2 separate regions of the Homo sapiens genome follow, and region 1 is linked to region 2. The links are chromatin loops, found by intact Hi-C in ENCODE. Cell type or tissue: HCT116. All regions are shown on one strand. Links, peaks and the distances in the headings refer to the core of each region. The heading gives the core; the rest is flanking DNA.

Region 1 (15,578 bases), core at 4,773-7,272, 140 kb before region 2:
CACTCTATGTTCTTTAATCTTCACAACAGCCTCATGAGATAGGTATAATTATTATGCCCACTTTAAAGGGGATAAAACGGAGACTTGGAGTGGTTAAGTATCTTGCTCGGGAATCACTCATTGTATAAGTGATGCAAACCCAGCTTTGTTTGATTCCACCCTTGTGCTCCTAACTACGATTGAGCAAGGCTTTTAACCAAGAGAAATGGAGCAATTCCCTCTGCAGATACACTGTAATATCCGGGATTGGGATCTGTGTCACTGGACTTATAGTTCTTTCCCTTCTACAGTAAGACAGGTTTATCTTTTTTTTTTTTTTTTTTTTTTTAAACAGAGTTTCGCTCTTGTCGCCAGGCTGGAGTGCAATGGCTCGATCTCGGCTCACTGAAACCTCTGCCTTCCGGGTTCAAGCAATTCTCCAGCCTCAGCCTCCCAAGTAGCTGGGATTACAGGCGCATGCCACCACGCCGGGCTAATTTTTGTATTTTTAGTAGATACGGGGCTTCACCTTGTTGGCCAGGCTGGTCTCAAGCTCCTGACCTCAGGTGATCCACCTGCCTCAGCCTCGCAAAGTGCTGGGATTAAAGCAGACTCATCACTTTGCAGAAACTTTAGCTCCAAGAAGGAGAAAAAAAGGAGAGATTATGATAGTACAGTTAAGGAGTTTTTTTTTCCCCCATTCACCATCCGTGTACACCCTACCAGTCTCTAAGCCCTGATAAAGTGACTGTCATGATATTCCAATAGATTTGAGATACTCAGAAAGACATGTGCTGTTGTACAATGTTGGTTAACAATTTTTTGTTCTAGATTGTCTGGTGTGAGCCACCGTGCCGGCCCGATGGTTTTATCTTAAAGCAAGCATTAAGTGTCATGTGTTTCTGGCCCTGAGTACTGAATTCAAGCACAACTACAATAATGAAAAAGATTCATTATCTCCCAAAGCATTATAACTGAATATGCAATAGCATAGAAGTACCATGTAAATCACATCCTAGCAGAGATAAAAGGTTTAGTTCTACCTGTTCCTTTTCCAAAGGGCGTATCAGATTTCCTATTGTGCCTGAAATGTGTATATTTGGTACTCAATACTGAACACATGATGCCTTAATGACACAGCATTTTTGACAGCTATTCCCAAAAGTAGGCTGTGTCTACCTAACTTCCAAGGAATTAAATTGAAAATTGTTTTCAAGCCAATCAATCTGTTGTTTGATGTTACATATGACAAAGAGCTTCCTGAAACTAACCAATCGTTTGATAAAATAGGCTGGCTTTTAGAGTCATAAATATTACTACAGTGTCAAATTGTTCCTTAGGAGGTAAAATTTTAAAGTTGTGGGTGTTAGACTAGCTATTGATTTGTTCAGGTTAGTAAAGGGACAAGAGTTGAATGGGCTGGAGGTAGAGGCTATTAGGGAAAAGAATTAGTAAGAGATTACCTGGACTTGTCAGACAATCCAGAACAAAAAACTGTTGACCAACATTGTACAACAGCACATCTTTTTCTGAGTATCCCAAACTTACTAGAATATCATGACAGTCACTTTACCAGGACTTAGAGGCTGGCAGGGGGTAGAGGGTTGGTGAATGGGAATCCAAAAAAAAATTCCTTAATTATACTATCAAAATCCCTCCTTTTTTCTCTGTCTTGGACCTAAAGTTTCTGCAAGGTGAGAGAGTCTAATTAAATTTCTCACTTCCCTAAGACTATAGTCTTTTAGCTCTGCTATGATCTGCTCCCACAATGGTCTGGCTTAACTTGCATTTTTTTGTGGGGGGGAGACAGAGTTTCACTGTAGTTGCCCAGGCTGGAGTGCAATGTGCAATGGCGTGCAGTCCTGGCTCACTGCAACCTCTGTCTCCTGTGTTCAAGTGATTTTACTGCTTCAATCTCCCACGTAGCTGGGATTACAGGTGCCTGCCACCTTGCCCAGCTAATTTTTTGTATTTTTAGTAGAGACGGAGTTTCACCATCTTGGCCAGGCTCGTCTCGAACTCCTGACCTCAGGTGATCCACCCACCTCAGACTCCCAAAGTGCTAGTATTACAGGCATGAGCCACCGTGCCCAGTCGACACCTGTGAGTATTACAACTACAGAACTCTCTAAAATCTTAGACTGTTAGAATGGGGCATGGCCTTTGAGATTGTTTAATCCAGAAGGTTTCAAGCTATAACATGGTAGTGCTTTTTAAGCAGTAAAATCCTTTATTTAAAATAAATCCCACTCAGCCACAATCTATAAGAGAGTTCAGGTTGGAGATGGCCTGGTTGAAATTAGGGGGTAGCTGGGTCAAGTCTCACTGGTCCTCTGTCTTGATTCCCACATCCTTGAAATTCTTTCAAAAATCCAACAAATCACCAGAAAACTGTTTGCAAATTTAGAGTTGGAAACCTCAACTTCAAGATCAGAGAGTGCCTTAAAAGATCTGGGAGTGCATTTGTGTCAGAGGCTGAATAGGGCCTGTCTTGGCTTCATCCAGTCCAGAATGTGTAGCTATTGAACTTCCAGCTCTCCTAAAGAAACTCCTCACTTCTTCCCGAAGTCAGACTGCCCATGTTAGCTACTTAGCAACTCTCACTCAGTACAGCACCCAGGAATGTATGGAAGTCTCCTGTCAGGAGCAGAGGCCTTCCCCTTACCATGCAATTTACCTAAAGAGCCTACTTTGGTTCTTCATGCCAAGACTATTGGGCTGAGAACTAGCTGTTACACTCTGGCACCCAAGTGTAATTACTGTATTCACTTGGATGATGAAACAGAAACAAAGACAAGAATCTGCCAGATCCACAGTGTGATAGATTAATTTGAACTCTATCAGCATGTATGGAGATTCAGGGACTTCATTGTTTAGCTACAGAGCTCTTTGCAGAGCTTGCATCTGTTGGTCATCTGTGCTGCTGTTTGCAGCCATAAGCTAGGCATCTAGGCAGATGTTGGACAATGCCGGCCTATGTAGCCTGGCCTTCATTAGTGCCATGAGGAGGAAATGCATTGCACTAATGTTCATAGCAGTGGCTGAAACCCCACAACAACACCCTGGATGCTGCCTGGGAGTGGCCCAGGCAATGGTGGAAGAACAGGACATACCAGGGCCCTGGGACACAGGAAGCCATTGTGCCTTAAGCCCCAGAGCTCTCTTCCAAAAGGGCCCCACACAGAAGGCATTGTTTCAATGCCCTGAACACGTCTACAGCCCATTCCAGCTCATGATAATAAGCTAATTAAAACTTTAAAGCTTAGCAAAAAAATGCTTCACAGTCTCTATGTCTCAATAAAAGACCAGGCTACAGGGCTCTGAGTGTGAACACATGCACCGTCTACTCAAAGCTGCTCCTACTCAGAGCCTGCATGTCCTTCCTTCCTGGTGAGCAAAAGGCATCCCAGCTGCCTGCTTTAATGCACAGATCCATCCCTACCATATCTAAGACAGCTGATGTCCTCAATCAAATGTGACAACTGAGGATATAGCCAAAAGAACGCATTGAGTCAGGTGACCCCCCTGGGCAGTGTGGACCCCATCATAGAGAGCTAAATGGGCTTTATGCGCTGGGCTCAACAGGACTTGTAGGAGCTTGTTTAAGATTCCCAGGAAGGAGACTGAAGCCTTGCAAATGGAAAATGGGATGGAGAAACAGGAGCCACATAGACATCGGTGTACAGTTCTTAAGTCTGCAATAAATAATAACCGCTCTATCTACACTGCCAGGCCCCAGAAGGTTCCAAGTCTCCTGAATGTCCCAGGGGCCTCTCCTTCCAACCTTCAGGAAGCTTTTACACCAAGATGATTCAGTTCTCCCTTTATGAAGGCAGCACAAACTCAGCTTCTTCTTAGAAGAGGCAGGAAATTGGGGATTCTCTAAGGGCACTTTTAGAAAATTGAACATAGAACCTTTTATTAGCGAATGCATAGTCGGCTTTAGCTCTCACATTCATCAGAAGCACTTCAGGGAGAGAAAATTAATGATAATCCTAAGTACATAATGACTTGCTGGAGACCAGAAGCCTCCACTCTGATGGGTCTGACTGGAGCTTTGCCCCCACAGTAATGAAAGATGCCGCCTGTGAGCTTGACCTTGGCTTGGTTCATGCTTCAGAGTAAAGCGCTGCAAAGTTGGTAGGGACTGCTTAATCTCTTTCCTGGTGACTGAAAGCAACTTAGATTGGGACCATTGGGAATAGTGCTGTACTTGGTTATTTTAAAAAAGACAGAAAGAAACTCTTTGCTTTCAATATTTCTTTCCAGTGTAAACATAAAAGCTCACAGAGCCCCTAGGAGAGTAGTACACAGGGCACAGAAAAGCAAGTTATTGTGCAAAAAAAAAAAAAAAAAAAAAAAGAAAAAAAAGAAAAGGGTGCAGCCTTCCTATTAAAAGCACATTGGTTCAGTAGTACAGCTAAAGACAGAAATCAACCATACCCAGCCTAGTGTGTCAGTGAAATTGATGCTTTCTATTTTTCAGAACATGAATTGTGCAGCTATTACCCAGCAAGACACTTAGAAGTGGCTTTGCAATGTCATGCCTTTCTCCTCGATGCTGACATGGGGAGTGATTGCTTTAATTCACTCCTGGGTACCTAGAACTTGGTTGGGTGGCTATTGTTCCCAGTAGAAGGTGTCCAGGTTCTTGGCATCTTAAACAAAGAATTGATTTGGACAAAACGCACAAACAAAGCAAGGAAAGCAAGAGTAGGGATTTATTGAGAAGGAAAGTACACTCCACAGTGTGTGGGAGCGGGCCCAAGCGTAGGGGCTCAAGAGCCCAGTTACAGAATTTTCTGAGTTTCAATACTCTAGAGGTTTCTGTTTAGTTACTTGGTGAATTTCTTTTTTTTTTTTTGAGACAGAGTCTCGTTCTGCCTCCCTGGCTGGAGTGCAGTGGCGCGATCTCAGCTCACTGCAACCTCTACGTCCCACGTTCAAGCGATTCTTGTGTCTCAGCCTCCAGAGTAGCTGGGACTACAAGCAGGTGCCACCATGCCTGGCTAATTTTTGTATTTTTAGTAGAGATGGGGTTTCACCAGTTTGGCCAGGCTGGTCTTGAACTCCTGACCTCAGGTGATCTGCCTGCCTCGGCCTCCCAAAGTGCTGGGATTACTGGTGTAATCACCAACCTGGCTGCTTGGTGAATATTCTATGTAAATGAAAAGAAAGAAGTGAAGTCACAGAGTCATTTACTCAGAATCTGCCCTATTGTAAATGGAGAGGCTGTTACTTGGAGTGTGTGGTCTATGTAAATGGAGAGGATGAATGTGAAGTTACAAAGTGTAAATGGCGGGACTGGAGAGGAGGAAATGAAGTTACAAAGCCATTCACATTCCTGTCATTGCTGAAGTGCTTTCATTTGATTTAGTTCTAGGAACTAAAGGTGTGGATGGGCCTTATGTTCCCTGCCTCCGGGCCCTATTCTCCTGCCTCAGTTATCACACATTAGACTTAGTTGTTATTTTTCTTTTTTCGATTCTCACTAAGGTGTAAATGTCTGATATCAGAGTTTGTTTTCGAAATTGGAGAGGAAAAGGGGGAAGACGCCTGTGTCTCACCCAGGCCCCTGAAATAGGAGCAAGAGCTTGGTGGAGTCCTTGGAAATTGTTTAAAGGGGAAACTGGAGGCAGGTAGAAGGCTTCACAGTTCTGTTAAAGTGGCCCTCACTGAGGTGTTGTGCTAGGAAGAAAAGACCTTGGGCATAACAAAGCCACATCCCAGACAGCCTGCAGCACACTCCTGTTGCCAGAGCTGGTGACTCACTATGACTATCCTTGTGGTTTCTGCTGGGCAGCTGGGCTGGGCCATTTAATGTTCATCATTAATTACTGTTGTCTCGATTCTTGTCATTAGAGTATCAACAGGTTTAAAATGAGCCTGAGTTTTTTATGTTGAGATCAAAGGCAAACCAGTTGGGAGATGGTGGGCAGAGGGGTAGGAGAGAGGAGGGCCGAGTAAAGGGTGTTTCTGGGATTTCCACTGCTCCGGGGTAGGGTTGACCCCACCGTGGTACAGAGACACCGATGGGTTGTTCAGCAACTGAAGCACCAGCTTCCTCAGAGTCACTCTTGCCAAGAGTCAGGCGATGGCTTTATCTGGAGCCTCACAATACTGGTCACTTACTCCTTCCAAAGGCGTGAGGCCTCTGAGGTTAGAGAACCAGCATTTCACAGAAGGGAAGGAGAGGGGAATGATGGAGACTTCACCTCCTCAGGGCAGAGTCCAGTGGCCAGATGAGTGGGAAGTCCTCTGATCCACAGCCCTTGCCCTCACTTCTTCTGGTTTCTGGAAGAGCACAAGTAGAGCTGGCCTGTCCCTCTTGAGTCATAACAGGGACCAGAGAACCTTTTGCTAAGGTTGTCCACTGTAGGTGCCCCATTCATGCCTCTGTACAGTGCCCACTTCTCCTTTCAGGAACTTGGGTGCTCTTGGACATGGCTCTTTCTTGGCCTGGTGTCCTTGAATCCCGCTCCCCCAAAAGCTTGTAAAGCTCTTTTGATGAGAATCAGGGGTCACCAAACTGGCTCAAGAGTATAACTGGAGTGAGGGGGCTGTGTGAGGATGGGAGCAGGCTGTCAAAGGCAAAAGCCATGCCATTTGAAAGGTAGCCATCTGGGTGCCATAGCACCTGCATTCTTTTAAAATATATATTTTAGGCCTGGTGCAGTGGCTCATGCCTGTAATCCCAGCACTTTGGGAGGGCAAGGAGGGTGGGTCATGAGGTCAAGAGATCAAGACCTTCCTGGCCAACAAGGTGAAACCCCGTCTCTACTAAAAGTACAAAAATTAGCTGGGCTTGGTGGTGCATGCCTGTAGTCCCAGCTACTCAAGAGGCTGAGGCAAGAGAATTGCTTGAACCTGGGAGGCAGAGGTTGCAGTGAGCCAAGATCATGCCACTGCACTCCAGCCTGGTGACAGAGCGAGACTCCATCTCAAAAAAATATATATATGTGTGTGTGTGTGTGTGTGTGTGTGTGTGTGTATAATATTTTGGGCTGTAATCAGTGGCTCATGCCTCTAATCTCAATGCTTTGGAGGCTAAAGTGGGAGAATCACTTGAGGCCAGGAGTTCAAGACCAGCCTGGGCAACATAGCCAGACCCACATTTCTAAAATAATTTTTTAAAAAATTAGCTGGATGTAGTGGCATATGCCTGTCATTCTAGATATTTGGGAGGCTGAGGCAAGGGGACCTCTTGAGCCCAGGAGTTTGAGGCCACAGTGACCTAGGATCACAACACTGCACTTCAGCCTGGGCAACAGAGCAAGACCTCATCTCTAAAAATATATAAATAAATACACAAATAAATAAATAAATATTTTATTGATATATAGTTTTATGCATAAAATAGATAGATTTTAAGTGTAGAGTTCTATAGTTTTGACAAATGTATCCAAATTACCAATACTCCAAAGAAGATCTAGGACATTTCCACCCCAAGAGTTTCCACCTGTCCTTCCCAGCTCCCCCATCCCATCCCAGAGACATCATTGTTCTGATTTCTGTTCTCCACAGCCTTTGTCTACCCAGGTAGACACTAGTGGTGGAACGCTTGCATCCCATACCCTCACATCATGGAACTAGCCCTCCACCCTCCCCCTTCTCTGCCAGGCGCATGTTGATACAGCTCTGAAGAGTGGAGGAACACCAGGTTCTTCGTCTGGAGTCAAATTAGATAAAACGACGCGGACACACTGGAGTGGTTTTAAGAAGCGGAGAGTTTAATTGGCAAGAAAGAAGGGGAAAGAAAGAAAGAAGAGGTCCCCTGTACAGAGACAGAGGGAGGAGGTTTCCAAAGCTGAGAGAGGGAATCCCAAGTGTGGTGGATACCAGCCAGGTATATGCAGAGGCTGGAGGAGGCAGTGTCTGATTTGCATAGGGCTTAGGGGATTGGTTTGATCAGGCATGACATTCACATAGCCCTTGAAAAAGCTGGCCCTCCCACCCTAGCCATTTAGTACGCAAATGCAGGCGCCATGATGTTCTACACACGTGGGGATATGTGGGGGCGGCCATGTTGCCAGGAACATGTGGATCAAAGTCAAGAAGGCCGGGAATCGCCATGTTTGGATGGACCCAGTTTCTAATGGCTGGCATTTGAATAGCAAAGGTTGCTGACCTGGCTTTAAGAGCTGCTTTAAGAATGAAAACTTCCCAAGGACCCCTTTTTCCTGTCTATCTGCCTAAAATAATTTCTTAATAACTCCTACAACAGCATTTACTTGAATACACCTGTTGTGGGGGCAGAGTGTATAGCAGAGGTGATAAAAGAGGAGGAGAAGAAGCTCAGAGATGAGGATGGTAGCTAAAGTGCCATTGATCTGCCTTGGGCAGGTATTAAGCTGGATTCCGAGTAACCAGGATGGGAGAGGAATCTTGCTGGATTAAGGAGTGTTTTGTGTAGAGGAGGAGAGAAGAAGGAGGATAAAAATTTGTCCCTAAGACAGGAGGCAGCCTGGCCTCAGAGAAAGGCTCTGGGGTTGACAGCCCTGGCATTGCAGACACACTCACTAGCTCTGTCATCTTGGGATGCTTCCAGCTTTTGTGTTGGTGAATTGAGGTAATCATTTGGACTGTTAGTTAGGGGTGTTATGAAGTTTAAATGGGATAATGCAAATAAAACACCTATTGTAGGGCCTGACACATAATAGGTATTTCATATGTGATAGTAGCTGTATTACTGCTGCCAGGTAATCCCAGTTCTTAGTAAATGCTTTTCTTTTCTTTCTTTTTTTTTTTTTTTTTTTTAATTGAGACAGAGTCTCACTCTATTGCCCCGGCTGGAGTGCAGTGGCAAGATCTTGGCTCACTGCAATCTCTGCCTCCTGGGTTCAAGTGATTCTCCTGCATTAACCATAGTACAGTTCCATTTGGCCAATAAAATGACGAATTATTCAGAAATTTACAGGTCCTGTTTTTAATTATGCAAAAAGTCATTATTAAAGAGTGTTTTGCTATAACTAGGAGCTGAGCTTCCTTTAAACTTTTATTGCCGCAGTAGGCTACCAAGTGAAAAACAAAAGAAAACCAAAATAAATGGACATAGTTCAAATCACAGCAACAACAACAAAAAACAATAAATAAAACTCCAAACCCAAGTTAAGCACTTAGTCACTTCATCATCAAATAAGACCAGGGATACTGAATTCAGATGAATAGAACCGCTTTGGATAAAAAGATGGCACTGACCAAGTCCCAGCCCAAAGTGTGGGCCAAACCAGACACAGCTGCTTGGGCACATAGAAAGTTTTCTAGATGTTGTTTTGATTTTATGTTCAAAATTCAGAGGGAGAAAAAAAAGTTGAGCCCACTGTAGGGTGGGAATCACCAGGTTACCTGCAGCCAGACACGGTGAAGATGATACATGGACACTAAAACACACAGACAGAAGAGTAGCTGGGTGTGAGAAAGCCCAAGGAAGAAGTTCCCAAGTAAGAAACATCCTGGACAGGATGACCTCAGAGTTTCCTTCCAAATCTGGAAATCCCCAGTTCTCTGTCCAGCCCTCCCAGCCCTCAGGGGAGCCAGGCAAACACAGTGAGAGATGGAATGTCATCTATGACAGGAACATCTGTAAGAAAGAGGCACTTTTCATTTTCGATGAGGCAGAGGGTTACAAGGAAGGGTTAGGGGACCTTAGTTTCTGGTTATGATGTAGAAAGTCAAAAGAAGCTGTCTGCCACTCTTGCCCTAAAAACCAAATCAAGAAGAATCAGTGGGACAGGAGAAATCTACTTTAGATGGTAGGGAGAAACCCTTCAAACTTGTAAGAAAGTTTTAATGGCTATGTGTGAGATAATGTGAAAAATTAGAATGTCAAGGAGTTCTATCCACAGAGCAAATCTGTATCCACTTATCAGCTTTTTAATGTAGGTTTTCACCAAGTTCATGGGTGGTTATGTTAAACGCTGGGACCAGATAGCTTAGAGAGATCCTCACAAAGTATGATGGGTCTTCCCCAGGTGCAAGGCAGCCGATGTCTAAAGGTGGAGGACAGACCAGGAGAGCAAAGAGAAAAGCATCTAAGGCACTATGGGCTTTTAATGACCAAAGATTAGGGAGGGGCAGGCACACCTTGCTTTCAGATTTAAGAGGAACAGAAATTTGAGGACAGGCACAGAGAGCAAAGAGAGGTCATTAGTGATCTCTTTGCAGCCAGGCTGTAAGGCAGAGGGAGATCTCCTATGGTTTGTTGGAAAAACTGACAGCTTTGTGTATAACACAAAGAAATCTGTGGACTTTCAAGTTTTCACATTCTAGAACCTGCTGAAGGGGAAAAACTTACCTCTGTCTCAAAACATTTGAAGCCAGTGGGAAACTGAATCAAACTAAAGCTGAAACAAAGCTCAGACCCAAACTGACACCTATCAGATAGAGTTAGCCCTCCAGTCTTGAAGCCTGGCAAAAGAAAGGGCATGACATTTCTTAGGAGTATTATTTATTCCCCTTTCTGGTGTCCTTTTATATAAAATATCTGTTAGGCAATAAAATTTGGGGGAACTTTGAGATGAAAATAAACATTAACCATAGTCAAGAGAAGAAAGAGTCAATAAAACACACCTAGAGATAGTGTAGACAGGAATTTTAAAATATCAATAAATATGCTTAAAGGATGTAGTGGAAAAGGTAAACATTGTAGGAAAACAGATGAGAGTTTTAGTATAGAAATAGAAACTATGAAAAAGAAGTAAAAGAAATGCTAGTGAGATTTTGCTTCTGATTGAGATGGAGTAATCATGACTTGATTAACTCTTCTGTGTGAAACAAATGAAAAAAAAATCAAACAATAGCAAACAATGATTTCCAAGACAATGGGCATTAAACAACAAGAGCAGTGATGCCTCAGACACAGATAATAAAATTGATGAATCCTACAAATGTTCCAGTTTATTGCCTTGTAACAGATTCCAGGCTGTGACACAGAGAAAGAGACCCAGCTGCAGCCCAGAAGACTCCTGAGTTGAAGAGATGGAGTGGAAAGTCTGGGATACCAACTTAGCTAGAGTGTGTAGGACAGAATACCAGAGAGGGAAATTGAATAAAGAAATAACTCTGGAGAGCTACAGAGAGTCTCCATTAAGTATCAGGGAGAATATTGATCAGTGCATGTCTATGCATTCTCCTGAGGCTTGGAGGAAAAAAAATCACCCCAAAATATTAGAAGGAATAGTAACTGGTGCTCATGTAGGGATAAAAATGATGTTTTCCCCCCACAGCCTAGAGAAGAAAACCTTATACATCACACTTGGTAGTGTACCTATATATTAGTGACCTTGGGGTATGATAACAAAATACCACAGACTGATTAGTTTAAACAACAGAAACGTATATTCTCACAGTTCTGGAAGCTGGAAAGTCCAAGATTCAGGTTCTGGCAAGGCTGAGTTTCTAGTGAGGGCTCTCTTCTTTGGCTTCTAGAAAGGCACCTTCTTGCTGTGTCCTCATATGACACCAACCTCTGGTGTCTCTTCCTTTTTTATAAGCACAAGTTCTATTGGATCAGGGCTCTACTTTTATGACCTTATTTAACCTTAATCACTTCCTTAAATGCCCTATCTCCAGTACAGTCACATGGGGGTTAGCACTTTGCCATATGAATTTGGGGGAGACACAAGTCAGTCCATAGCAAATTGGAATAGTCTTGTCTCAGAAGTGGGTAATAAGTAGGTCTAGTTCTGAGTAACAAAATTTAGAAGTAAGAACTGAAAAGTTCAAACTGTTTCTGAGTAACACAGTTGTATGCTAGAAGTAAGGTCAGGAATATTATAGGTGTACAAAAATGTACAGAATGCAATGAGGTAAAATTCATAGTTCTCACAATAAAAAATTACCAGGCATGTACAAAAGCAGAAAAATATAACACATAGTGAAGAGATAAATCAATCAATCAAAACTGACCAGAACAGATAAAAGTGTTACAACTAGCAGAAAATGACATTAAGACAGTCATTTCATCAGTATTCCATAGATCTAAAAATAAAGTAGAGGCATAGAAAGTATTAAAAAGACCTGAATTAGGCTTTTAGAGATAAAAACTACAATGTCTGTGATGAAAATATGTAGGGTGATATTAACAACAGATTAGATACATCAGAAGAAAAGTTAGCAGGCTTGAGGACATGCCACTAAAAATCATCCAAAATGGAATACAAAGAGATAAAATAATTTAAAATTAACAGTGCACCAGTGGGTGGCAGGAAAATAGCAAGAAAACTAAGATAGTTGTAATTGTAGTCTATGAAGAGGAAGAGAAAATGAAGGACAGAAAAAATATTTTAAAAAATAATGTCAAAAAATTTCCAAGTTGGATGAAAGCTATAAACTCACAAATCCAAGAAACTCAACGAACTCTAAGAACAAAAAAAACTTAAGGAAAACTACAAAAACTACAAATAACATCCTAATTAAATTGCATAAAACCAAGGAAATCTGAAAAGCAGGCAGAAAAAAAAGAGAGAAGTTATATACAGAGAACAACGGTAAGGACGACAGCAGATTTCTTGTCAGAAACAATCCAAGTGGGACGAAACTGGAGTGACACTTTTAATTTATAGAAAAGAAAAACAAAACAATCTAAAATTCTATATCCAGTAAGAAAAATCATTCAAATGTGATGGTAAAGACTTTTTTTATACTTACAAAAACTAAGAGAATTTAGTTCTTTTAGTTATCACCTCCAGACTTAAAAGATATTAAAGATTACTATATATAATAAAGACCAAAGAAAAATTATACCAGAGTGAAATATGTTCTACACAAGGAATGAAAAATACTGGAAATGGTAAATACATAGGAAATATAAAATATTTTTCTTTTTATTTAAATCTCATTAAAAGATAATTTACTGTTTAATGAAAATAATAAGGTGAGGTTTTTTACATATGGATGTAAAATACATGACAATAGCACAAAGGCCAGTAGGGAAGGAAATAAAACATACTATTGTAAGGTATACTATACATGAAGTGATATAATATTGCTTGAAGGTGTACTATGATAAGTTAGAGATGTATATCAACACCCTAAGGCAATCTTTAAAATAATGAGACATTTGTGATGGCATTTAGGGTGCACCAAGATAATTCAGGATAATCTCCTTATTTCAAGTTTCTTAACTTAATTGCATCTGCAAAGATCCTTTTTCCAAATAAGGTAATGTTCACAGGTCCCAGTCGTGAGGATGTGGACATATCTTTGGGGCCACCATTCAGCCTGTAACAGCAAGATTCCCTCATTTGGAGGCTTGACTGGAGAAAAATCTGCTTACAAACACAGATTTTTAGTTGAAGTCAGTTCTTTGTGGCTGTAAAATTGAAGGCTTTTATTTCTTGATGACTATTGAATAGAGGCTTTTATTACCTCCTAGAGGCCACCCACAGTTCTTGACCATCTGGGGTTCCCCAAAAGGGCCATTTTCTTCTTCTTCTTCTTTTTTTTTTTTTTTTTTTTTTGAGACAGAGTCTTGCTTCTTCACCCAGGCTGGAGTGCAGTGGTACAATCTTGGCTCACTGCAACCTCTGCCTCCCAGATTCAAGCAATTCTCATGCCTCAGCATCCTGAGTAGGTAGGATTACAGGCACACACCACCATGCCTGGCTAATTTTTGTATTTTTAGTAGAGGCGAAATTTCACCATGTTGTCCAGGCTGGTCTCAAACTCCTGACCTCAGGTGATCCGCCTGCCTCAGCCTCCTAAAGTGCTAGGATTACAGACATGAGCCACCATGCCTAGCCCATTTTATTCTTTAAAGCCAACAAGGTAATGAAAAACTCCAGCAAGACAAGTGCTAAACTCTTATGGAAGGCAGTCATACACATGCAATCTTATATAGTGCCCAATCACCCATTGCCTTTGCCATGTTCAATTGGTTAGAAGCAAGTCCCACTTTCTACCTACTTTCAAGGGGCAGGAATTATGCAAGGGCATGGATACTAACTGGTGGTGGTTGTAGTCTGTCCTCTGGTCCTCAATGATTCATGTCTCTCCTACACGCAAAATACTTTCACCCCCCCACCAAGATCCCCGAGAATGTAATCTAATAACAGCATTTGCTCCAAGACCAGAGTTTCATTATCTAAATCAGGCCAGGTGTGGGTGAGGCTCCATGGACACATAGTTCCTCTCAACTGATGAATCTGTAAATGAAAGAGACAAATTATCTTCCCCCAACATCCAAGATACAATTCTGGGAGAGGTATAGGAAAGAAGCTGCAGACATTTTTCTTTAAAAAAGGGGAAATGGAAGATAAAAAGGAATCATTGGTCCATAATAATTCCAAAATACAACTGAGAAAATGTTCAGATTTTTAAAATTAAATTTCAAACTTTGGGAATAATTCTCCATGGCTCTAGAATCTGCTTCCTGGGATCTTAGTTCTACCATCTGAGTCATTCTTCCTTTTCTAAATGAAAGTCAGCTCACGTTTGGAGTCATTTTATCAACCTGCTTCCTACTAGTAGAATTGGAGTTACAAGGGTCTCTTTTCATTTGATCCTATCTCTGTCCCACTTAGTCCAACCTGGCAGTGTTTCTTCTGAAAGAATTTTCTCAAGAACTTTGTGGGCCTTCCATGAATTTCCCTGGGGTTTACTCCATTAGACACATCTTCACCCACAGATGTTTTTTAGAAAAGTCCTTCTCTACCTTGGGCTTCTGCCGAGGTTGCTGAGGGACAATGCATTTCATTTTCCTAGAGGCCCTGTGGTTTGATTGAGAAGATCTGTGAGGCATACCCTTAATTTTTTGAAAGAGCCCTTTGTGTGGCTGAACCCTCTGGCCTTTTGCTCTTTCTGAGATTTTAGGAAAAGATCGTATAGTCATAGCCTTGGCTTTTTCTCATGTGTGTGGTTTTCTGGAGTGCTTGGAAGCTATCTCTCCATTTTAGCACATTTTAACATTTGGAAAGGCTGAGAATTTTCAAGATCAAGTCTTGCTTCCTATTAGTTCAATAGTTTTTTTCCCCTCAATCTGTCTCTCTCTTTACACAATGTATTATGAGCAGCAAGGATACACCAAATGGTAACTTCAAGCATTTTGCTTGGAATTATCTTTAGATAACTAAGTTTATCATTTTCAAGCTCTACTTTTTATACATTTCAAGAGACAATTGTGCTATGCTTTCTGTCACTTATCTGAGAAGGACCCCTCTTCCTCCAGTTTCCAATCACATGCTACTCCCTTCCAAGTCCTCACTGGCAGCATCCTCAATGCCCACATTTCTGTTAACGGCTTGTCCAAAGCAAGTCAGGCTTTCAATGTTCTTCAAATATTTCTGGCCTCTGCCCACTGCCCAGTTCCAAAGCCACTTCCATTTTAGGTATTTATTATATCAGCACTCCCCTTCCAGTATAAAATCTGTATTATTTACTTTCTGCAGCATAACAATGTTGCCACAAACTTAGCAGCTTAAAACACAACACACATTTATCATATTACAATTTCTGTGGGTCAGGAGTTTGGGTGTGGTTAGTTGGTCCCTCTGCAATTAAAGGGTCAGTTGAGGCAAAGTTTTCACCTGGGGAAGAATACACTTCCAAAGTCGTACATTCATTGGCAGAATTCAGTCCTTTGTGGCTACAGGACTGAGAAA
Region 2 (15,404 bases), core at 12,514-15,013:
TTGGAACTGAATCAAGAAAAGAAAATGAAAGAGTAGGTGCTTAATCTTCACTCTTCGATAAACCCCCAAACAATAACCCTTAAAGTTTTCCATACAGGCCCACGTGTCTTTCATCTGTGGCTGAAATGGGCTGTCTGTTTCTACACATCCAGTTGATCCTTGAACAAATGTAGGGGTCACGGGCACCGACGCCTGCTCAGTTGAAAATCTGCATGTAACTTTTGACTCCCCAGAAACTTAACGACTCCATAGCCTACTGCTGACTGGAAGCCTTACTGATAACATAAATAGCCAATAAACACATATTTTTTATGTTCTATGTCTTCTGTACTGGATTCTTACAATAAAGTAAGCTAGAGAAATGAAATGTTATTCAGAAAAGAATAAGGAAGAGAAGATACATTTACTATTTGTTAAGTGGAAGTGGATCATCATAAAGGGCTTCATCCTGGTTGTCTTCACACTGAGCAGGCTGAGGTGGAGGAGGAAGAGGAGGGGTTGGTCTTGCTGTCTCGGGGTGGCAGAGGCAGAAGAAAATTCACGGATAAATGGACCCACGCAGTTCAAACCCATGTTGTTCAAGGGTCAGCAGTATAGGGAATGTTTCACCCCTGTATTCTATTTTTCATTCATAGAATTAAAATAGAAATCCTAAAAATGCCCCCTGTGGTTTTCACCTGGATGTGTATTAAGGAGGGTTAATTTTTTTGCTTGCTTAACCCTGAGAACACAGCATTGACTTGAAAGTTACTGTATGGAAAAGCATTAAGGAAACAGCCTTCAGTTGCCTTCCTTCCCTGGACCGTAGAGTGGCCGGTTTTCCCTGATGGTGGCACTGAATGACCAAAGTGACAGGCAGCATCTAGGCAGGGCTGTGCACAGTCACCACCGCTGGATTTCAAAGTTCCTGAACCAAGATCGTCTGACCTGTTCTCCGGCTCTTTGGCAGGTTCTGTCTCCGGCAGGCTTTGAGGATGAAGGCTGCGGGCATTCTGACCCTCATTGGCTGCCTGGTCACAGGCGCCGAGTCCAAAATCTACACTCGTTGCAAACTGGCAAAAATATTCTCGAGGGCTGGCCTGGACAATTACTGGGGCTTCAGCCTTGGAAACTGTGAGACTCTTTCTTTCCTGCTCTCCTTCTGTCCTTGACCTTTCCCCTGAGATGTTGAAGGTCCTGGCCACACTCCCTGCTGTGTCTTCCCAACTACCCCTGCTCTGCCCTCACCGCACTCAGGGGTGGCTGCTAGCCTAACTGTGGCTCTCTGGGTCTCCTCTCCTTCCTCCCCTGCCCCTCATTTCCTTATTCCTGGAGTCCTGTCCTTATGACACTAGCCAGGGAAGGGGAAAATAATGCCACCTCTGCTGGCATTGTGGGGAGTGGGGGGACCTGACTGTTGGTCTAGATTAGGCTCAGCCCCTGACTGGGTGTACAGCTTCAGGTGTGCCATCCCAGCCCCCGATGTGCCCCTCGTGTGCCCCCTGGGCGCATGCCCGCCCTGCCCTGCCCAAGGTGTATTGGGAGGAAGCAGTCAGGTAACAAGGATAAGGAAACTCGCCCTCAGACCAAGCTTAGAGCAAAAGATGCACTTCCTTTGCTGGCGTTTCTGGCTTTCCCCCCTCCAGGGATCTGCATGGCATATTATGAGAGCGGCTACAACACCACAGCCCAGACGGTCCTGGATGACGGCAGCATCGACTATGGCATCTTCCAGATCAACAGCTTCGCGTGGTGCAGACGCGGAAAGCTGAAGGAGAACAACCACTGCCATGTCGCCTGCTCAGGTGAGGCTCTGACTTTCCAGTGATGCCATCCTCAGGACTAGGCGAGAAAGCCGACAATGGGATCACCAACCATGTCTTGCTTTAACTAAAATTTGGAGTTCAGGCTTGCAAATAGGTCTGTTCCAGATTGGTAAATTATGCAACAGTTTCCAAGGTGACACTCAGGATCCTGTGGCTGACTTCTCCAAAGATGACTTATTCCTTGTAGACAGTTTTATGAAGCCCCCACTAAAGCAGGTGGATGGACAAACAACCCTACTGCCCTTTCATGTTAGAGATATTTGATGTCTTCAGTAAGAAAAAGGAAGCTGCCTGCCAGCTGCTTTCCATAAGCAATTCGCTCAGAGGATGCAGTTTGTACTTCTTAGTGCAGAATGAGATGAATACACTTTAGGTTTCTTTCTTTTCTTTTCCCTTTTTCTTTTCTTTCTTTTTTTTTCTTTTCTTTTCTTTTTTCTTTTTTTTTTTTTTTTGAGACAGGGTCTCACTCTGTTGCCTAGGCTGGAATGCAGTGATGTGATCATAGCTCATTGCAGTCTTGACCTCCAGGCCCCAAGTGATCCTCCCTCCTCTGGGTAGCTAGAACTATAGGCACACGCCCGGCTATTTTGTAATTTTTTTGTAGAGACAGAGTCTGGCTATGGAGTCCCGTTATGGGGTCCCACCTGGGCTGGTCTTGAACTCCTGGCCTAAGGAGATTCTCCTGCCTCGGCCTCTCAGAGTGCTATAGTTATTGGTGTGGGCCAGTATATTTAGCTAGCCACATGTCTTAAACATTAGAAATTAAGCTAGAATTTACTTTCATGTCTTCTACTTTAGTCATTCCAGAAATACATATGAGCACAGCATTGAGGATAACAAAATACATCAGGCATGAATTCTGCTTTACCGAACTTTCATGTGACATGACAAGAAAAGAGAATATGTGCTTACATGAAGTTAAATCATGTAAGGAGGAGTGCGCTGAGTGCCATGGGCTTCAGAGGAAAGTGACAGTATTAAGAAAACCATGGAGCCAGGCACAGTGGCTCATGCCTGTAATCCCAGCACTTTGGGAGGCCGAGGCAGGTAGATAACCTGAGGTCAGGAGTTCAAGACCAGCCTGACCAACACGGTGAAACCCCATCTCTACTAAATAATACAAAAATTAGCTGGGCACGGTGGTAGGTGCCTGTAATCCCAGCTACTCGGGAGGCTGAAGCGGGAGAATTGCTTGAACCCGGGAGGTGGAGGTTGCAGTGAGCCGAGATTGCACCATTCTACTCCAGCCTGGGTGACAGAGAAAGACTCTGTCTCAAAAAAAAAAAGAAAGAAAAAAAGAAAATCATGGAAAATTCTGTAAACACAGTGATATTTGACCCGAGACTTAGAAGATAGGGAAGATTTGGGTAGAGATAGAGAAAAGTTATCCCAGGCCAGGGGAAGAGCAAAAGCAAAGAGGTGCCTGTGGGAAGGTGTGAAGCATGAACAGAGAGTAGGGAGAGGCTTGTTTTTTCTGTAACAAAGTGACATGAAGAGAATCCCAGGGAAGGCAGGTGGAGAGGCTAACGACCATCTGAGTGTGAAAAACCCAGGCTAAGAGGCTTTCACTGATTTCTGCCTGCAAGAGGAAACCAAGAGAGGTCAGTTAATTAAGCATTGCTTCAGCAAGATCAATCTGCAAGCAGGGTGTGGGATAGATTAAAGCAGAGACCATTTAAGTGTCACCACAGTTATTGAGCTAAGTGCCATAAAAAGACTGAATGATGGTCATGGTTGGTGACATGGAGAAGACTGATGCAAGAGATGCTGAACAGGCAGAGGGCAGAGCTCAGTCAAAGGCATTTTCTCTGTGCTGCCTCTAGAGTGTAAGTCCCTTGAGGGCAGAGAGTTCTGTTTCATTCACTGATGTATCCTCAATGTCTAGAATGGTGCCTGGCCATTGCAGGAGCTCAATAAATGTTTATTGAATAAATGGAGAGAATGAGGAACAAGAGTGAAGTCAGAGAGTCATAAAATATTCTATTGCAAATTCTTTCAGAGCAGAAAATAAACCGTTTTAACTTCTCTTTGCCACATCCAGGAGTCCTCTCCTTATTGAAGGGAGATACATCCCAAGACCCCCAGCTGATGCCTGAAACTGCAGATAATACCTAACCCTGTATATACTATGATTTTTCCTGTACATAGATACCAATGACAAAGTGTAAGTTATAAATTAGGTACAGTAAGATGTTAACAATCAATAATAATGGGATAATTATAACAATATACTGTAATAAAAATATGTAAGCACCTTCTCTCTGACTCTCAAAATATGTTACATTGATAAAACTAACCAACCACTGCTGAGTGTAAATGAAAACTTGGAAAATGAAACTGCAGATAAGGGGGAACTATTGTACAAGATAATCAGTATATGGGTTTGAATGTTTGAATGACTGAATAATATGTTAAGTTACCTAGTATATTGTCCCTACCCTAACATTGATAAAGAATGATCACTACCTCCTGAGATAGATCTCCCGATTGTTGGTCAGCCCTTAATTTAGAACATTCCTTTGTTAGGCCAAAATCTGTCTTCTTCTAACCTTCTATATCAATCCTAGTTTTTCCTTCTGGGTTTATTCAAAACAAGTTTGCTTTATGTTACACATAAAAACTTATTAACTGTATGCAAATGATTTATAAGTACCTCTCATCTCTGGTTTCTTATCTTCTGAGCTAAAACATTCAGTATATTCACTTTCCATAGGCATGACTTTTGAACCCTTCTCTGTCCCAGTCAATCTTATTAGCATTCCCTAAGAGCTCACCAATGGAGTCTTTCAGTTAAATATGAGGATTAAATGTGTGCATTTACCTCCCATGGTGGGCTGAGTCCCCAGCTTCCAAATGTCCACTCTCTAATCTCTGAAATCTCTCACTCTGTTACCTTACAAGGCAAAAGGAACTTTGCAGATGTGAGGAAGGATCTGAGATCAGGTAGGGGAGATTATCCGGGACAATGTGGGTGGAACCAGTCTAATCTCATGAGTCTTTAAAAGCAGAGAATCTTGCCCAGCTGTGGTCAGAGAGAGCTCCAATGATAGAAGAAGAAAGAGAGATTCAAAGTGTGAGAGGGACTTCACCCATCATTGCTGGCTGTGAAGATGGAGTAAGGGGCCATGAGTCAAGGGGTGTGAGTGGTCCCTAGAAGCTGGGAATGGCCCTCAGGTGACAACCTGCAAGCAACAGGGATCTCAGTCCAACACCCACAAGGAACTGAACTCTGCCAAAACTCAAGTGAGCAAGGAAATGGATCTTCCTGCAGAGTGTCCAGAAAGGAAAACAGACCTGTCAGCACTTTGACTTCAGCCCTGTGAATCCCCTGGCACTCTTCCAGCCATCGGAACTGTAAGGAAATTTTGCAGTGTTCAAGCCACAATGTTTGTGGTAATTTGGTAGGGCAGCAATAGAAACCCAATACCCCTCTCCTCCCTCTTGGTGTCCTGCCAAATTAATACCAAAGGGATTCGAGAATCAATAAGATAAAAAGATAAATCCACATATACAAGATAAATGGAAGAGGAAACAATACCAAAACATTTAGAAGCTGGAAAGCAGGAGGCAAGTGGTGACTAACTTAGTGATTAAAGACATCTGAATCCTAAATCAGCAGAGAGAAAGCTGAGAAGCAAACACAGAACCAACAACAACAACAACAACAAAAAGCTCTGAAATCAGTAGCATTAGCTACTTCTGGAAGTTAGAATGAAGACAGATTACAAACAGGAAGACACATTTAAAGTTCACTTAAGGAGTAGTTAGAACATCCAGTCCCTTCCTGAGGCATTCACCTACTGACTGCCCCTCACTCACCCTGGCAGAATACTGGGACTTTTTCCTCTAGACGAGTAAAGTAGAAAACCTCTCAACTGAGACCTCAACAATCTTTGAGGTTGAGAGCTCCAGACCACAGACATGGGAGATTAAGTTATAGTTTCTATAGTTCCAACCACCATCTCCACTCAGACCCCACAATGATGGCAGCCAGGCCAGACTCTCCAGATGAGAAGATTTTCTTCTAGGGATCTGGCCAAATTGAAAGGAAATTACTAATGACTCTGAGTGGGACTCCCCAGTGAACAAGACTGGTCAAACCTCCCTGCAGTGAGATCCACAGTTGAAAATCCCTACCTCTGAGCACAGGGCTCTGCCAGCCTTTAGTGCCCCTCTCTTAAATAGTTGCAGAGAGCCAAGGCTCACCAGACTTCAGAGGAGTAGCAGTGACATGAAAAAAAATGAAGCAAAAACCAAACAGATAAAACTTTTTGAAAGCAGAGTTTATGCAAGGAAATGAAACTTCAAATTCAGAAAACTACCATTAATATCTTCAGATAGATAAGAGAGGATGCTTGGATGAAACAAAGCAAGATGCTTTTTTTGAAAAAAAAAAAAAAAGAGAGAAAAAGGAAACATTCAGATAACCAAATAAAGAACCTTTGGAAATTAACAATATGATACAGAAATGGAAAACTCAGTAAAGTAGTTAGAAGATAACATTGAAGAAATCTCTCTAAAAGCAGAGTGAAAAAAAGAGATGAGTGAAAAATAGGAGAAATAAGAATGATAAAATAAATGGATATAAAAATACTTTTTAGCAGGAGAGAAGAGAAACAATAGATAGCACACAACCTTTAAAAAACATTTCCAGAACTAAAGAGCATGTGATTTCAATTTGTAAGGTTCATCACATGACCGGTACAGCAGTCACTCCTTGTCTATGGTTTTGCTTTCCATAGTTTCAGTTACTCATGGTCATTGTGTGACTCAAAAGTATTAAATAGAAAATTCCAGAAATAAACAATTCATAACTTTTAAATTGCATGCCATTCTGAGTAGTGTGATGAAATCTTGCACCATTCTGCTTTGTCTCATACTGGATATAAATTATTTCTTTGTCCAGCATATCCACATTGTATACACTATGGTCCCATTAGTTACTTGGTAGCTGTCTCAGTTATCTGCCTTAAAAAACATAGTATATGTAGAATTTGGTACTATTCATCATTTCAGAAATCTACTGGGAGTCTTGGAATGTATCCCCCTTGGATAAAGTGATTATTGTACACTCACACTCAGGAACATCCTCATACAATTTCGGAACATGATAGAAAAACAGAATATACAACAGGCTTCCATTTGAAAATAAAAGTTCCATACAAAAAATCAAGCATCAGAGTGACATCAGACTTCTCAACCACAACACTGGAAGCTAGAAGAAAATGGAAAAAGTCTTCAAAATTCTTAGGGAAAACCATTTCCACTATAAAATTCTGTGCTACCAAATTATCAGTACATTTTGAGCATAGAATGAGTACACTTTCTGAGAACCAAGTTGTTAAATTCTTTACCTCCTGTATCATAAAGAATCCTGGCTGGAAGACAGAACAAACACAAACTGGGTAATTGGAGGAGAATATTAATAAAGACTCTACTTACAAAAATCTGATCAAATCATAGAAAAAACATGGCAATAGTGAAGTAAGGGATTAGGAATCACAGGCAATTACCACCCCCTTGCCCAATGAGGAATGGAAAGAGAACTATGACCAGCACCGAGGTACAAGGGGTCTGCAGGGAGAGGACAACCTTCTAGGATCTGAGACCTTCCTTCAAGGGATGTGACTTGTGCTGAGTGACCTGACAGAAATAAAGCTGGAAGATATTATATGTATATGCCAACCTCAGTGTCCCTCCTCTGTCCCTTCCCTGCTGATGCCTACTCTTATTTAAACCCCTTCAGAAGTCAGAGGACATGGGAGACCATTGACGGCAACTGTGTGCGTTGGCCTCTGAGTGCACAGAGCATGGTGGAGAAGGGTAGAGAGTGGATCCGTCAGGGCAAAGATGACATATTCAGCTCACCTCCCATGCACCCTCTCTCACAAAACCGTAGGAAAACATGCTTCACAAAAAGGATAAACTAAAACAATAAAGAGGAAGACATGGTTCAGGAAACAAGGGACTCGATGAGGGAGAAAGGCAAGAGGAATGCCCAGCCTGATTGTGAAGGATGATCCCAGGATGAGCTTTTATTATAGATTTCTAGTTACACCTCATTATGGTCAGAGAATATGGTCTATATCAGCCGTCCCCAACCTTTTTGGCACCAGGGACCAGTTTGCAGAAGACCAATTTTCCATGAACCAGAGGGAGGAGGATGGTTTCAGGATGATTCAAGCGCATTACACTTATTGTCCACTTTATTTCTATTATCATTACATTGTAATATATAAGAAATAATTATACAACTCACCATAATGTAGAATCAGTGGGAGCCCTGAGCTGATTTTCCTGCAACTGGACAGTCCCATCTGGGGATGATGGAAGACAGCGGTAGATCATCAGGCATTAGGTTCTCATAAGGACCGTGCAACCTAGATCCCTTGCATGCTCAGTTCACAATAGGGTTCGCACTCCTATGAGAATCTAATGCTGCCACTGATCCAACAGGAGGTGAAGCTCAGGTGGTAATGCAACCAATGGCAAGCTTGTGGCTGTAAATACAGATGAAGCTTAGCTCACTTGCCTGCCGCTCACCTCCTGCTGTGTGACTTGGTTCCTAACAGACAATGGACTGGTATCCGTCTGTGGTTAGGGGGTTGGGGATCCCTGGTCTATATGGTTTCAGACCTCTAATATGTCTTTAATCTTGTTTTACAGCACAGCAAATGTGTCTTATGATGAATATGCATTTGAAAAAAAAAATGTGTATTTTATATTTGGTGGGTAGATGTTCTATAAGTGACTGTTATTTCCTTTCTGATTTTCTTACTGAGAACTTATTAGACAGATCTTACTAGAACTATCATATAGTGAGAGATAGATATTGAAATTTGCAACTATCATTTTAGTTTTGTCTATTTCTCCTTTCAGTCTTGTCCATTTTTGAAGCTTTGTTATTAGGCACATATTCATCGAGGACTGTTATGTCTTTGTGGTGAATTGACCCTTTTGTCACTGGAGTCCGTGTTTCTCCTTAACTCTGGTACTATTTCTCATCCAGAAATCTACCTTATCTGATAGCAATACAGCCCACTCTCACTTTCTTTGGGGAAGTCTTTGCATAATATGTTTCTTTCCATCCTTTTACTTTTAACCCATCTGGGTCTTTATATTTAAAGTGAATTTCTTATAGATAGCATATAGTTATGTGTTGCTTTTATATCCATTCTGGTAATTACTGCTTTTCAGTAGGAGTGATTAAACCATAGGTCAGCAAATGTTTGCCTAAAAGGCCAAATGGTAAATATTTTAGGCTTTTCAGGTCATATGGTTTTGATTGCAACTACTCAACCACGACAGAGTGTGAACGCAGCCATAGAAAGTATGTAAATGAATGGGACTGGCTGTGTTCCAATAAGGCTTTATTTACAGAAACAGGAGGTTTTCCTGTGGGACATACATCGTGGAACCTTGATTAGATCATTTACATTTAATGTGATTATTGATATGGTTAGTTTTAAATCCCATCTTGCTATTCTGTTTTCTGTTTATGCCATCTATTCTTGGTTCCATTTTTTCTGCTTTCTTTGGAATTAAAAAAAAAATTATTATTCTCTTTCATTTCCTCCATTGGTTTGTTAGCTATATCTCTATTTTGTTTTTAGTAGTTACTCTAGGGTTTCCAATAGGCATCATTATCGTATTACATTCTACCCTCAAATAACACACCACTTCATATATAACATATGAGTTTCTTAACAGTATTCTTTAATTTCTCCCATTTCATCCTTTGTGCCATGTTGTCACGCATTTTTCTTTTATATTTATATACCTCACAATCCATTTTTATTATCTTTGCTTTAAACAATTGTCTTTTAAATAAATTTTTAAATGAGAAAAAAGTTCTATAATATTTATTATGTATTTACTATTTCCAATACTCTTCATTCCTTTGGTGGATTTATTTGGGGAAGTAGTCAATCGATATCACTTTCCTTCAGCTGAAAGAACTTTCTTTACCTTCTTTTTGGTTTTGGTTTCGGTTTTTTTAGACTAGAGGTCTACTGGCAAGCATTTTCTCTGCTTTTGTTTGTCTGAAAATATCTCTATTTTATTTTGATTTTGAGGAATATTTTCTTTACATATAAAATTCTGGGATGACAGTTGTTCTCCTCTCAAGTTGTTGCTGTTTTGAGACAGGGTCTTGCTCTGTCACCCAGGCTGGAGTGCAGTGGCATGATCACAGTTCACTGCAGCCTCAACTTCCTGGGCTCAAGTAATCCTCCCACCTTAGCCTCCCGAGTAGCTGGGACCACAGGCACATGCCACAATGCCTGGCTGGTTTTTATTTTATTTTTTGTAGGGATGGGTGATATGGTTTTGCTGTGTCCCCACCGAAATCTCATCTTGAATTGTAACTCCCATAATTCCCATGTGTTGTAGGAGGAACTCGGTGGGAGGTGATTGAATTATGGGGGCAGTTCTTTCCGGCACTGTTCTCTTGATAGTGAATGAGTCTCACAAGATCTGATGGTTTTAAAAACAGGTGTTTCCCTGCACAAGCTCTCTTTTTGCCTGCTGCCATCCATCTAAGACATGACTTGCTCCTCCTTGCCTACTGCCATGATTGTGAGGCCTCCCCAGCCATGTGGAACTATAAGTCCATTAAGCCTCTTTCTTTTGTAAATTGGCCAGTCTCAGGTATGTCTTTATCAGCAGAATGAAAATGGACTAATATATGGGGTCTCGCCATGTTGCCCAGGCTGATCTCAGACTCCTGGGCTCAAGTGATCCTCAGCCTCCCAAAGTGCTGGGGTTACAGCTGTGAGTAATCATGCTCAGCTTCAAATTGTTAAAGATATTCCATTGCCTTCTGTCTTGCCTTGTGTATGATGGGAAACCAATGATTTTCTTATCTTTGTCCCCTGTATGTAATATGTCTTTTTTATCTAGTCATTTTTAAGATTTTCTCTCTATTACTCATTTTCAGCAATTTGATTATGTGTGATATTTGTGTTTATCTTACTTGGCATTCATTAACATTTTGTACCCCTGAGTTTATAATTTTCATTAAATTTGAAAACATTTCAGTCATTCTTTCTTCTAATACTCTTCTTTTCTCCTTCAAGGATTCTAATGGCACATATGTTAGATTGCTGCTGCTGTCACATTTATCACCATGGCTCTTCATGTTTTTAGCCTTTTTCCCTCCCTGTGTTTTATTTTCAGTAGTTTCCATTGTTATGTCTTCAAGTCCACTGTTACTTTTTTTTTTAATGCTAATCTATTAAGCTTATTGATTGGATGTTTCTTTTCAGATACCGTATTTTTTATTTGGTGTTAGGCAAACTTTCGTATCTCTCATTTCATTTTATTCATGTTTTTCTTGAAGTCCTTGACATAAGTAAGCATGTTTATAAGAAGTGATTTAAATTTCTTATCTGCTGTAGAATCAACTGTCATTTCTGGGTCTTGCCCTTGACTGATCTTTCTCCTGGTATGTGCCACATTTCCCTGCCTCTGCACAAGGAATCATTTTTTATTGAATACATACATAGTGTGTGTGTTGATGGCTGTTGTAAGTCCTCGAGTCTTGTCTTCTTAGTTTAAAAGAATTTCAACAAGAGATACACAGCAAAGGAGATGTAGCATAGACTAATTTATTGAAAAAGAAAAAGAATATTTTGTAAGTTAGGTGCAGAATGGACAGTACACCCTGAGAGAAACTTCAGGGCAGGCTGCTCGTAAGGATGAGACATCAAAGGCCGGCACGAGGGATGCTCCCTTTAATGGAGTCTTCCATGATTATTCATAAACGGGTGGGAAGAGGTGTTGCTAGTAAGCATGTTCTGGGCGGTCCTCTTCGTGCATTTGCGCAGTAGCTGTACATGGATGTTCATATGTCGCATGTCTCATTAGCATCTTAAATCTCCACCCAGGTGTGTGTTTTTTATTATTATAATGAGCAAAGCGTGAGTTTGAGGACAGGTAAAGTCAAAATGCGCATGTTCCCTACAGGGGAAATTCCCTTCTGGAGACAGCTTTGTTTGAATGAGCTGGCCTTCAGTGTGAATGCTGAGGCTCATCGTGTTGACTGGCCAGTCACCATAGTTGCCGTACCCCGCGGACACAGTTGCTTCCTTGCCTACCTATCCTGCCTCATATGCAACATTGTTGAGTGTCTAGACTATGTGTCTTCCTTTAAAGAGTGTTGAATTTCTTTTCCAACCAGCTAAGTTTATTCTGATCAGCGTAACTCTTAAACTTTGTTAGTGAAGTTCTGGAGTAGTTTTTAGGGTAGGGCTAGTTTAGTCCCACTACCAAGGCATAACTAAGCATCCAGTGTCTCTTTTGAATGTGCTGAGGATTCAGCAAGGTCTATTCCCTTGGGCTAGTCAGAAATCAAATGTCTTCCAGCCCCGCGAGGTCTGTAATTGCCCTGTTCCCTGGGGTAGTTCTCTGCCTAGCCCTGTGGAAATTTACCTGTGCATACCCAGTTTAGCCTTCAGTCAAAGACTGGGTGGAATCCCTTTGCAGATTTCTGCTGCTCTTCTTCTGGGTAGCTCCTGCCTCCCAGGTATTCTCCACAAAATCTGAGCTGCCTTGGCGTCTGATGTCTGTCTCCTCCTCTTAGATGGCCATCCCCTGCCTGGTTCTACCTTCCTGGTCTGCAGAGCTCCTCTGGGCAGAAAGTCATGGCAGTCACAGGGTTCACTGTGTTTTTCTCTCTCTCAAAGATCATGATCCTGCATTGCCAGTTGTCCATATCCGAAAACAATTTTTCATCTATTTTGTCTAGTCTTCTGGTTGTTTACAGTGGGAAGAGAAATCTGTGACTCCATCGTGGTCATGTTGGACTTTAAATGCAGATTACTAATTTAACATTGTTCAGTTTCATTCCAGTTAAGGAAGCCTGGGGCAAAGGTCTATCTGCAAGACAATCTTAGATTCTAAGAAATTAAAGTGTTGGACGGTTCATGGTCAGAGGTAAAAGGACACTCATATCTGTTTTCTTATCGTGAAGAGCATGGGATTTTGGGGGATAGCCTTAAAATAGAAAACAAGATGTTGGTTTTATAACTAACCACCCTCCATGAAAGGCCTCCCTTAGCCTCAGGCCAGAGAGTTTTTTATTAGAACAATGTCATTCTGTCCCACATATTACAGAAGTAGGGACATTTGTCATGGGAAACTGAAAAAAAGTTAGCATTAGGGTGTGTTTACAAGGTACGTGACGTTATATGCATGTACAGCATGGATACACTTCATGATCTTTTTCTTCTTTTTGTTTTTGGTAGAGAAGGGGGTCTCGCCATGTTGCCCAAGCTAGTCTCAAACTCCTGGGCTCAAGCGATCCTCCCATCTTGACCTCCCAAAGTGCTGGGATTACAGGCGTGAGCCACTGCACCTAGCCCGTGACCATTTTCTGAAGCTGGACAGTCTCCTCACTCTCATTCCAAATTGTATTCCTAAAATGCCTTCCTACTTTCCCTAAACTATTTGGACAGAAAATTGATGCTATATTCATATATACAAAGCATACATAAGCACACACGTTCATATACCTACACATATACATACACACAGTGTACAAAATGCCTGATGTGATGACAGTATTTACCCCCAACAGCACAGATTTCATTAAAATAAGAGCATTTGAGGAAAAAATGATTATTGACTCTCTATCTAGTGTAGTCTAGTGCACTTATATTAATTTTATTTTTCATCACCCTGGTATCTGAATTGGCCTTTGTCATCTCACAGGGGAAAGAGATGAACATCGAGGGTGTGTGGCTGCTAGATTTCACTTGGGAGGCAGGAGGATGCCGAGGAGAGACACAGATACTTTGAAGTAGAACTAACATAACTGAAAATAGGACTGAAGCTCTTTTTGTGTAAATTGTTGCTGTTTTCTGTTGGATGTGGAAGAATAAACGATTCTTTGCTGTTCAACATAACCCTTTCTTTATTCATGTTTGACAGGACAGACTGTCTATTTAAAGTAAATTGAGCAGAAACAATTACTGGCAAGAGTCCTCATTTAAAAAGTGCCATCTGAACTCATTTCTGCCCCTCTGCTGCCCTTCTGTGGCTATTTCTTGTAACAACACCTCAGTGCTCAGGGCTGGGAGGCAGGAGGGAGCTCTTGATTTCCCAGCCCCTACTTTCCCTAACATATTTTCCCAAGCAAATTCAGTCAAGTCCAACTTTCAAAACATCCCAACTGCGCAACTAAATGCTATAACAAAGTAGGAGGAGACAAACAACTGTACTCGGTGTCCACTTCCTGGTCCAATATGGCCCCACCGTCCCAGAAATCCTTACAGGGCATCCACAATCAAACTGCCCTGCCCCTAGTACAAAATGTGCTCTTTCTGTACATGCCTGGGATGACCTCCAATCCCAGAATAATAGAATGTGATCTGCTTCCTCCTCACTATGTATTATATAATCTGTGTCCCTCCAACCTCTAGAGACCGCCCCAAACCCACATCTCCCAGAAAATATGCTAGACTACTTCCAAACACAAACCACAGTGTCTCAGCATTTATCAAGCACCCGAAATAAAGTGTCTCTAAGTAACTTGAACATGTATCAGGTACCAAATGCTTAAATTTGGATAACCTCATAGATAATTACTTGAAAAATTAATAAAGTATATTTTAATTATTAACTTTATTAACATATAGTGTTTTATGAGCAGGAATCTTTGCTTAAGTGACTTCTGTTGGAAGAAGAGATCAGAGGAAAACAGAATTTAAGCCCCCTATCAGAATACAGGCTCATTAACTGGGTGTGTGACCTTGGTTTATGGGGATAAAATGGTACCCACAGAAATGGTTGTTCAGAGAACTGATGGAGATTTTGCGTGAAGAGATTTAACATGTGCCTGACATAGAGTAAGATTTCTATAAAACATAAGCTAGTAGTAATAGCTATTATTATCTGAAATATTTATATGTCAAGAAGATAGGCAGGAGATTTTATAAGCTGATATAGCTTTAGTTTTCACTGTAGAATTGTAAACCAAATGCCAGCGAATTTGCATATGTTGTTTCAATTGCTATCTCTTACTGATGATATATTTTGTCAGTTTTTCTCCTGGTTAATAGAATTTTGTTTTAAATAAAAATTAAGTCACATTCAGAATAAATTTGCTTAAAAGAAATCTGTCACTACCTTTATCTTCTAGTGAAGCTGAACTGAGAAAGCCACAAAATTAGCAACTCAGGGAAATAGCATGCTCGAGGGAAAATTCCACTTCCAACAGAGTTAACAAAATAATCTGGTATTACAATGTTCTACTGAAATGCAACATTTTATGCTAGCATTTTTTACAATTATTTTTTTCTGGTATCAAAAATAGTGCATTTCTACTGTAAACAAATTTTAGAAAATACGCAGCAAAGACTTAAGAGCATTGGTGATCCCACAGTTAAGAGCCAATCCTTCTTAAAGTATTAGTGAATTAATGACTGTCTTTTTTTTCTAAACCAGTGCTGTCTAATAGAAGTTTCCGTGATGATGAAAATGTCTTCCATCTGTGCTGTCAAACATGAGAACCACTAGCCATGAGTGGCTATAAAGTATCTGAAATGTAGCTAGAAAAAATAAGGAACTTGGCCGGGCGCGGTGGCTCACGCCTGTAAT

Evidence for each region. Hi-C counts contacts between places; a loop is a spot of excess contacts. Peaks named below come from ENCODE experiments on the same cell type or tissue, not always from the same donor. Only the 100,000 strongest peaks of a DNase experiment are listed, where the experiment ranks them.
Region 1: a loop joins it to region 2, with 2.0 times the contacts of the local background. A loop is called at or near these places in 3 of 110 quality-filtered maps.

What each region holds. Positions count from the first base shown.
Region 1 is chr10:29,154,482-29,170,059 of GRCh38, forward strand. No RefSeq gene overlaps it. Among named protein-coding and RNA genes, the nearest start is that of LYZL1, 130 kb to the right of the region's middle. RefSeq lists an enhancer at 4,965-5,640. In HCT116, for the core only: no CTCF peak of the experiment used is centred there; DNase peaks (open chromatin) are centred at 5,740 and 6,060; H3K4me3 peaks cover 837 bases; H3K27ac peaks cover 534 bases.
Region 2 is chr10:29,290,894-29,306,297 of GRCh38, forward strand. LYZL1 (lysozyme like 1) reads left to right here. Exons shown (of 5, transcript NM_032517.6): 2 at 950-1,113; 3 at 1,626-1,784. The coding sequence starts at 975. Among named protein-coding and RNA genes, the nearest start is that of LYZL1, 9.5 kb to the left of the region's middle. RefSeq lists an enhancer at 11,501-12,037. In HCT116, for the core only: a CTCF peak has its summit at 13,848; a DNase peak (open chromatin) is centred at 13,858.